Regions from separate parts of the Homo sapiens genome. Here regions 1 and 3 are each linked to region 2. A link is a contact called in ENCODE Hi-C or POLR2A ChIA-PET data. All regions are on one chromosome and are shown on one strand. The core of a region is the stretch at or near the end of the contact, and the rest is flanking DNA. Distances in the headings are between cores, read along the strand shown. Region 1 overlaps INAVA (innate immunity activator). Region 2 holds the start of CAMSAP2 (calmodulin regulated spectrin associated protein family member 2). Region 3 has its middle 6.6 kb from the start of INAVA.

The links. Hi-C counts contacts between places; a loop is a spot of excess contacts on that map. ChIA-PET counts read pairs that join two places held with the same protein, here RNA polymerase II (POLR2A). Pooled maps may share reads with other maps.
Region 1: a loop to region 2 is called in a pooled map, with 2.9 times the contacts of the local background. The contact joins the enhancer-like site here to the promoter of CAMSAP2 in region 2. A Hi-C loop is called at or near these places in 2 of 50 pooled maps. POLR2A ChIA-PET finds 5 or more read pairs at or near these places in 4 of 52 experiments (HepG2, MCF 10A and WTC11).
Region 3: a loop to region 2 is called in a map with no recorded cell type, with 4 times the contacts of the local background. The contact joins the enhancer-like site here to the promoter of CAMSAP2 in region 2. A Hi-C loop is called at or near these places in 2 of 37 single-sample maps with no recorded cell type and 6 of 50 pooled maps. POLR2A ChIA-PET finds 5 or more read pairs at or near these places in 5 of 52 experiments (HepG2, MCF 10A, WTC11 and 1 more).

What each region holds. Positions count from the first base shown.
Region 1 is chr1:200,906,734-200,909,578 of GRCh38, forward strand. INAVA (innate immunity activator) reads left to right here. Exons shown (of 10, transcript NM_001142569.3): 6 at 1,101-1,154; 7 at 1,997-2,207; 8 at 2,491-2,664. Among named protein-coding and RNA genes, the nearest start is that of INAVA, 13 kb to the left of the region's middle. Within about 2 kb of position 1,269, at least 3 of the 41 ENCODE cell types and tissues checked have a DNase peak (open chromatin) inside an H3K27ac peak, as active enhancers do.
Region 2 is chr1:200,737,480-200,740,792 of GRCh38, forward strand. CAMSAP2 (calmodulin regulated spectrin associated protein family member 2) reads left to right here and starts at 1,414. Exons shown (of 17, transcript NM_203459.4): 1 at 1,414-2,487. The coding sequence starts at 2,349. RefSeq lists an enhancer at 1,044-1,123 and silencers at 1,764-2,123, 2,154-2,223.
Region 3 is chr1:200,886,735-200,889,923 of GRCh38, forward strand. No RefSeq gene overlaps it. Among named protein-coding and RNA genes, the nearest start is that of INAVA, 6.6 kb to the right of the region's middle. Within about 2 kb of position 1,702, at least 4 of the 41 ENCODE cell types and tissues checked have a DNase peak (open chromatin) inside an H3K27ac peak, as active enhancers do.

The sequences.
Region 1 (2,845 bases), core at 19-2,518, 170 kb after region 2:
TTCCTCTTGTTGTTGGTAACACAGGAGGTCTCACATTGGGATCTTTGAATTGTGTTTGTGATGTGAGATGATTATACAAAAGTTAGAGTGAAATTCCCTTTTTTTTATTTGAGACAGGGTCTCACTCTGTTGCCCAGGCTGGAGTGCGGTGGTGTGATCACGGCTCACTGCAGCCTCGACCTCCCAGGCTCAAGTGATCTTCCCATCTCAGGTTCCCAAGTAGCTGGGACTACAGGCATGCACCATCATGCCTGGCTAATTTTCGTATTTTTTGTAGAGACCAGATTTCACCATCTTGCCCAGGTGGGTCTTGAACTCCTGGGCTTAAGCCATCTGCTGCCTTGGCCTCCTAAAATGCTGGGATTACAGGCATGAACCACCGCGCCTGGCCATGAAATTCTTTTTATCCTAAGGGCCTTCCAAAATGACCCTTTGTCTTTCCTTTCCACTACCAAGAAGCCCTGCCAGAGGACACCCTTTTTCTTTTTTTTTGACAGGTGGGGAAACTGAGGTCTAGAGCATTGAAATGGTTTATTCAAGGTTGCATAGCTAGTATCAGAGTCAGGATTAAAATCAGGTTTCCTGTCTCCTAGCTCTGCCTTCTATTTTTTTCTACTTCCATGTAGTAAGTTTACAGCCAGGCCAGGCACAGTGGCTCATGCCTATAATCCCAGCACTTTGGGAGGCCAAGGTGGGATGATCACTTGAGCCTAGGAGTTCAAGATCAGCCTGGGCAAGACAGCAAGACCTCTTCTCTACAAAAAAAATAAAATAATTTAGCTGGGTGTGCTGGCATGCCCCTGTGGTCTCAGCTACTTGTGAGGCTGAGGTGGGAGGATCCCTTGAGCCTGGGAGGTCAAGGCTGCAGTGAGCCATGATCACACCACTGCACTCCAGCCTGGGCCACAGGGTAAGACCCTGTCTCTTAAAAAAAAAAAAAATCACTCCCAATGTGTATTTAGCACACAGAGGGTATTTCCTCATAACTGATGCTGTCCTGGGGGAGTGATCAGGCCTGAGCTGCTCAGCACTGCTGGTTACTCATATCTGTTTGTTCATTTCTTCACTTCCTTCTCTTCTCTCCCCTTTGTCTTTCGCAGAGCTCAGTGCCTCTGATGACAGCTCCCTGTCAGATGGGCTCCTCCTGGAGGAAGGTGAGAAGGACGTTTGGGGGACTATTGTCAAGGCTGGACTCCTACTGCAAGACCATGGGGTTTGGGCAGTTTGCTGGTGTGGAATTTAAGTGGGAGTGAAGGCTAGGGTGCCAGGCTTAGGGTTTCCGCTTGGACTTCATGTCAATTTCCGCATGTCCTTGCACATGCTCAGTTGAAGATGGGGAATGTGCGATCATCTCCCATTCTGGAAGCTCATTATTTTTACAGGGAAAGGAAAGGTGAACTCCAAGAGAGCTGATCAACCCCAGATGTCCCTCCTTCACCCTTGGGTGTGATTTCAAGATGCACCAGTCAGAGCCAAAGAGCAATCTGCCCACAATCATTGCTGTTTTTTAAAAGAAGGGAGCAGGAAGGAAACACAAGTCTATAGATTAAGAACCCTGTGTACAAACCATGAGGATGCCAGGGTCAAGGTGGATCGAGAAGCTGTTGCAGTCCTGCCCAGGGGAGTGCCCAAGCCAATAAGGAAATAAATAGGCCATATGGGCATGGCAGGAACAAGAAAAATAGGTAAACAAAAGATAACTGCAGACATGGTACCAGGAACAAAGGTTAGAAAGTGGAGCACTGTAAGCCCAAGAGAGTCAATCTGGGAGGCTTCTTGAAGGAGGAAGGCATAAAATAGGGCTGTGTGGGAAGAAGTAAGTCCCAAAGGAGAAGAAAACATGTTTGAGCATCTAGGGCTGGAGCCATGGCCTGCAGCAGCTGCACAAGCCAGCATGGGAGGGAGAGCGGCGAGGCATGGGCTGTGGTTTGTGGAGGTTCTTGTTGGGCCGGTTCCCCCAGCCTCTGGCCTTACCAGGTTTCTTTTACTCCTGCAGAGGAATCCCAAGTGCCAAAACCTCCTCCAGAGTCTCCAGCCCCACCTTCTCGGCCTCTCCCACCCCAAACCCTTGAGGGTCTGCAGCCAACAGGACCTGAGGCTGGGAGCCCAGAACGGGCTCCAGTCCAGAACAGCCCCTGGAAGGAAACCAGCCTGGACCACCCCTATGAGAAGCCCAGGAAGTCTTCTGAGCCCTGGAGCGAGTCCAGGTCAGGATCAGGGGGAAGGGAGAAGGGCAGGGCAGGGCAGGGAGTCGGTGGGAGCTATGCTGGGGATGGCTATAGGCTGGGCAGATGGAAAAGTGGAAAGGTGGAGGAGAGAGCTCCTGCAGTCGTGGGATGGAGGTGTGAGCCTTGATAGTTCCCCAAGGGTGCTGGCAGTTTGCCCTACTAACTTTGGGAGCCCCTTCCACTGCATCCCCATTCTTCTGCACCTCTTGAGCCCCTGAATGGAGGCATTCCTGCCACTGACCTGTCTCTAATCCTTTTGCAGCAGCCCAGCCACCACACCACAGGATGGGCCCAGTGCCTCCAGCCTGTGGCTTCTGGAGCCTGCCTCCTACCACGTGGTTCCCATCCGTGGTGTTCCTGGCCAGTGGCAGGGCCGCACCAGTGCCCCAGCCACCCCTGAGATACAGGGGAGGAGGGGCCAGTCGCAGTCTCTGAGGTAAGAGACAGCTTCCCCAGAGAGATGGGGGACCCACTTAGAGCTTATCGTTGGAGGGTGGGAGCTCCCAGGACACAGGTGGGACAACCCTGGGTGACACATGGCTAGTGCCTTGACTTCTCTTAGGATCTCTTCTTGGGGCGCCTCTTGACAGAGAATGCACTGCACCCCACTAAGCCAA
Region 2 (3,313 bases), core at 164-2,663:
CTGAGGTTGGCGGATCACCTGAGGTCAGGAGTTCGAGAGCAGCCTGGTCAACATGGTGAAACCCCATCTCTACTAAATACACAAAAAATCAGCTGGGCGTGGTGGTGCGCGCCTGTAGTCCCAGCTACTCAGGAGGCTGAGGCAGGAGAATCGCTTGAGCCCTAAAGGTGGAGATTGCACTGAGCTGAGATCTTGCCACCACTCTCCAGCCTGGGCGACTTAACAAGACTCCGTCTCAATAATAATAATAATAACAACAACAATCACTTAAAAATAAAATTAGATAATGTATTAAAATGAGACGTGAGGAGCTAGTGATTTAAGTAAGCTCAGTATGTGTTAACTTTGATAATATTCACATGTAGTCCATTAATTGAGCAATTATACTATGGGGCTGGGCACCGTATAGCTGCTGGAGATATACCCTGTCATCATGTCATCAATGGGAAAAACCGACAAGTAACTGATTATTGCCACACGATGTGACAGATGCTACGACAGAAATAAGAACAGGGTGCTCCGGGAACAACAGGGGAGGCACCTGTGTGACAGCCCTGACTGGAAAGTTGTCAGCAGCTGTCAGGGAAGGCTTCATGGAGGAAGTGACTACTGTGGAGTTTGAAGGTGCAGTAGGAGTAAGCTGGGTGGACAGAGGAACCACCCTGAGCAAGGAGGTAGAGATCTGAGAAGGCATGCTCATTGAAGAAAATAGAGAGCAGTTCTGACAAAATGAAGCTATAAAGGCCTGTAGATGCCAGATCACAAAGGGCATTAGCTTGTTTTGTGAAAGAATTTATGCTCTTTTCTGAGAGAATGGGGAGGCATTGTTGGACGTGTGCCCTCTCAGAGATAAAATTTAAGTGGAGAGCACTGAGTTAAGAAAATATCTCGATATCATGAAATTAACACAGGTTTGGAGCCCCCACAGATCCTCAATCCTGGTTAAGTTCCATGTATGACCTAATCAACTCCACCTCTCTTTCGTGGACAATCAGCAATGACATCTACCTCTCAGGATTATTGCGAGGGCTAAATGAGATAGTGCAGGTCAAGTTCGCTGCAAAGTGTGTGTCACATAATGAACATTTTAAGTAAATATCAACTCTTTTCGATGAAGCACTGTGTAAGTAGAATACGAAAGCTATTGCCAGGCCTCTCCCTCCTCCCTCCCTTCCTTTTCCTCTCTCAGCAGTGCAGGCAGCAGCAGCCAAAAGCCAGGGACGTGGAGGATGTCCACTGAAGCGAGTACTCCAGAGCGATGATTAAAAGGCAGCCGCCCCGAATCCCGGGCGCGGGCGGGGAGCGAGGCTGGGCATGCTCAGTGGGCCGGAGACGGGAGGGAAGCGGGGAGGGGGCGGGGGCGGGGGCGGGGGTTGGGGGGGGTGGGTCGGAGCCGCGCGAAGGCGCATGCTCAGTCTCCGCATCTGCTCCTTCATCCAGTGCCGCAGCCGGAAAACCGCAGCGGCGGCGGCGGCGGCTGAGGGGGAACGATCCAGCGAGCTGCAGAAAGGGGGGCAGGAAAAAATTACAAGGACATTACTGATAAGACAGGAACTGAGAGCTTGGGATTCGCGGCCTCTCCCCGGCCACCACCTTCGCCGTCAGCAAGGGAGGAAGACCCGGGAGACGGCAGCGGCGACGGCGGCAGGGGAAGGAGGAGACGGCGACGGGAGGGAGCACAGAGGAGGGGACGGGCCGGCGGCGGCCTGTGAGCCGCAGTGATTTTGACGTTTTCCGCTGCTGCGTCTCCGGCGGGCAGGGGCCGGGCTGCGCTGGGTGGGCCAGCTCGCCCCGCGCTTCCCCCTCGTCCTGCTCGTCCCTCCGCCCACCCGGGGCCTGAGGGGTCTCCCCGCTCCGAGGGAAGGGGAGAGGGAGGCGAGGGCGTGCGGGCATCGCGATGGCGGGGACATTTTCCACAACGTGATTGTTGAAGGCTCCCCCCATCCCCCCTCCCTTAAAATTCCGGGCCCTTCCAGCCTCCACCCTCCCCCAAGCCCGTGTGACTAAACCGAGACAAAGGGGAGGCGGCCTCGCTCACACGCGGGCTCGCGGGGCGGGTGGCTCGGAGGGGCGCGGGCACGGGGCGGACCTCGCGCGGACGGACGGACGGAGACGGCGCCGCCACATTCCTATGCCCGGGAGCGGCGGCGGCGGCGGCGGCGGCTCCCGCGGGAGGCGGCAGGCGCGCGGCGCGGACAGCTGAGCTTCTCCTCCGTCGGCGCCCGGGCGGACATCGCCCGGGCCCCGATGGTTTGAGCTTGCTTCTCCCTCCCTCCCGACCCCCGTGGTGGCGAGGCCACGCCATGTGAAGGTTAGGGCCGGGACATCCCGAGGAGCCGCGGTGAAAGATGGGGGATGCTGCAGACCCCAGGGAGATGAGAAAGACGTTCATTGTTCCAGCCATCAAGCCTTTTGACCACTATGATTTCTCCAGGGCCAAAATCGCCTGCAATCTGGCCTGGCTGGTGGCCAAAGCCTTTGGGACAGGTTAGTGGTGTCACCCTTTCCCTCCCCTCTTCCTCCTGATGTGGTCCACATCTCGGTTTTTGTTCCCGATTCTCGAATCCCTCCCTCCCCGTGCCTGTCTTCTCGTACAGGTTAAGGGAGATGATGGGAGGCTAGGAAGAGAAAGAAAGGAGAAATAAGGAAAGCAGGTTTGGTCTTCAATGAAGGGCACGTGAATGGTCAGGTGGGATTTGGCCAGATTCCTTTTATTGGATGGCAAAATGTCCCCCCCATCCCCCAGTGAGCAATTTTATGTTTTTACATAGAGTGGTTTTGATTTGTGGTATTTTCTTCATTGTGTTGCGTACATTTCTGCCTCAGTCATAATTGTGATTACACCACCAAGAAATCTGAGTTGGTTTCTTTATTATTGCAAGAAGGTGGATGGTGCATAGTACTATATTGATTTTGACATTTGTAATGATGGCTGCTATTCAGGCTCCGTTGGATGTAAGGTGGCCTGTGTCGAGTGCAGTATTAATTTTTGTTGTCATTCTTTAAGGCTGTATCAGCCTTCTGCACGCATGTTAAGTTCTTATTAAATCAGTTATTTAAAACCAGCGTTCAGTTTGCTGACTGTAGGGTGCAGTTTTCATTTCATATTATCAGTGAGGCATATTCTTTTTTCCAAATGTATTTTGGCTTCATAAATTAAAAGAAACAAAAACTCCCTACTTTGGGAAGTTTTTTAATAGATGAGTTTTTCGAAGGCGTGTGCTGTTGACACAGAAATTGTATAGTACAGTAGCAGTTAAACACTCCCTCCATAACCCAGTCTTTGCAAAATAACAGGAAAAGGGCCTCCCGT
Region 3 (3,189 bases), core at 452-2,951, 150 kb after region 2:
CTCCTGCTCTAGGCTTAACAGAACAAACCAAAATGGTGTCACTTATGCTAAAGTTTGATGTCACCAAACTGAAACTAAGTTGTTTATCTGACCTTCCAAGAAAACAGGAGAGAGAGAAAGATAATAGCCAAATCCCCAGATAGGCCAGTTTTAGCCAGCATGATAAGAAGTCCCCTCTGCTTTAACCTTTACAAAGAAAGTTAACTGAAGTTACCTGATGCTAACTGGTTGCTTTTTGTTCTGATTCTGCTTTCTTCAGCCCTTTTCTGCCTGTAAAGCCAACCTCCTCTGCTCAGCTCATTGGAGCACTTTTTCTCAGTTTTTAGAGAAAAATGCTACCCAGCTTCATAAGTCACAAATAAAAGCCAATTACATCATTTAACTAAATTTGTCATAATTTTGTGTTTTGACAGAGGGGTAATAATCATCCAGCCCTCAGACCCCCGACACGGTGTCTTCACCTCCTGCCAGTGTTTCAGGCTTCCTGAGGTGCAGCCCAGCTGGGACGTGGAAATTCCCGACCCTACACACCACCGCCCGCGGGGAAGGAAACATGGACCTGCACCAAAGTGTCTTTACTGTGTGCCATCTGATTGCAAACAGAACTGGGCTTTCCAAGAGAAACTGAGGACAGTGGAGAGCTTTTATCTTGAACCCGGGAGGTGGAGGTTGTAGTGAGCCGAGATCGCGCCACTGCACTCCAGCCTGGCGACAGAGCGAGACTCTGTCTCAAAAAAAAAAAAAAGAGCGAGAGAATGGCCACAGAGGCCCGGGCATTAGGGCTTACTGGACCAGGGATGCTGCAGGGGGCTTGGGCTTGCGGTTAGAGAGGGGCCAGGTTTTGCTCTCCCCAAAGCAGGGGTCCAAGTCTCCCCAAAGCAGGGGTCCAAGTCTCCCCAAGTGGGGCCACAGAAAGCAGGGGGCTCCAGGTTAAATTAGAGCCTCCAGGCCACCCCACACCCCGCTCTCTACCCCCCAGCACTTTCACCCTTAGGTTTTCTTCCTCCAGGGCACACAGAAGAGCAGATTTCTGGCAACTGTCAGAAATCTGACCCCCCAGGGGTCCAGCCCAGGAGAGCGAGTTACAAGAAGGGCAGAGGTCGGGGAAAGCGTGTCAGGGGCCAGTGCTCTCCATGTGCAGTGCGAGGTCACTGTCCTGTGGTCCCTGAAATCTTCTGGGAGCCCAGGCAGCCAGGATAGAAGAGCTGTAGAGGAAGGGGGAGGAGGAAAGAGAGAGAACAAAGGGAAAAAAAAGTGAAGAAAGAGAGGAGGCGGGGAAGGTAGGAAGAGGACCCTAACTTCCTGGAGAGGACCTGGGAACATTGAGAAACCAGCCCAGGATTGCTGGCCAGGAGGATGCTGGTGTGTCTCTGGGGAGCAGGCTCCTTTCCCATCTCATGCAACTCAAGAGTCTGAGCCCCAGTGATGGGCTTGCCCCTCTCCTCCAAGCAGCTCTCTAGATTCAGTATCCTGGACCCATTTGGGGGTTTTTCTTCCTTTGAAGCACTTTGAAGCAGCTGAGTGAGGCCCCCTGGCTGGACCTCCTAAGTCAGCTGTATGCGTTTCGCATAGCTACTCACCCGCCTGCAGCCCAGCCTGCACCCGATCAGTTGAGAGGGATCTGGTCCACAGAGGCTGAGGCCAATAGAGGACAGTGCCCCTTCTGCACCTGCCTCTGGCTGTGAGCTGCAGGATGTGGTCAGGAGAGGAAGCGAGGCCTAGGCCCAAGTCATTCTGGGGTTTCCAGAGAGCTTCTCACCCAGGGCATTGACAGGGCACTGTCTGGGTCTAGGCACGCCTCCCTCTCCTCATCCGGCCCCTGGAGCAAGGGTCGGGGGAAAGGGAGAGTGGGGAAGTTCAGCCTCCTCCCCCTCTTCCTCTGCCTGGCCAGAGAGCCTGAGGATTGTGAAATTGGACCAGGATAGCTCCCTCCGGGCAGGGAGAGGACTCAGTGAGTCCCTCTACTGCGTATGGGGGAGGATGGTGCTTCAGGGTGCGAGCAGCTGCCCAGCTACCATGCAGCTTTTAGAAGCTCAGCTAAGGACATCCAACTTTGCTTCCCTTTCTCCTGCCTAGCAAGAACTCAAAGGTTTTCCCCACTTCCCTTCCACTTCCCAGAAAACCCCATCTGATGGAGAATGCTTGCCCCTTCAGCCAAAGTGGGAAGGAGAGAGAGCTGATGGGGGCTTAGCGACCTCTTCCAAATCGCACCTCCTTCCTTCCCCTACATGGGCTGAGCAGTCAGTTTCCAATGAGGACTCTGGTTTCTGCTTCCATGGTGCCTGCTTCTGAGGCCCTTGACCTCTTCCCTCTGCCTTTCACCCACTCTCTCCCCTCTGCCACAACAGGAGTCTAGGCGCCATCGCCCTCGCCTGCATTCCTGCCTGCCTATGCTTTCTCCCCACTCCAACCACTCACATGCCACTCATCTTCTAAAGGTCAGTTTGCCCAGTTCATCTCCTGGGTCAACGTTTTTCAGCAGTGTGATGGTTAATTTTACGTGTCAACTTGGCTAGGCCCAGTGCCCAGATATTTGGTTAAACATTTTTTCAGATGTTTCTAGACGGTGTTTTGTTGTTTTGTGTGTGTGTGTGTGTGTGTTTTTAGATGAGATTAACATTGAAATTAATAGACTTTGAGTAAAGCAGATTACCCTCCAATCTGTGGAAGTCCTGGTTGGAACAAAGTCTGATCTCCCTGGAGCAAGAATGAATCCTGCCAGCAGGTTGCTTCGAACTTGAACTCCAGCTCTTCCCTGGATCTCCAGCCTGAGAGTCTATCCTGCAGATTCTGGATATGCCAGCTTTCACAATCCAATGAGCCAGTTCCTTAAAATCAATCAATCTCTCTCTTGCATTCTCTCTCTCTAGATATAGCTATCTATACATACACATCTTACTGGTTCTGTTTCTCAGAGAGTGCTGATTAATTCAAGTAGCTTCTCTTCAACTTCAGTATAAAAATCTTAAATCCTCACCTAGCCCACAAGGCTCTTAGTCATCTTACCTCATATAATGCCTTTGTACAAATTAGAAAAAGCCACCCTCTCTAGGCAGATACAGCTCTGACCAAACATAGGGCGAGGTGGGTGGAGAATGGTGAACCTTCCCTCTTAGTATAGTGCACAACCTGGACAACCACATGGAGTTGCCTTACTTTTGTTTGTTTGTTTGTTGTGTGTGTGTGTTT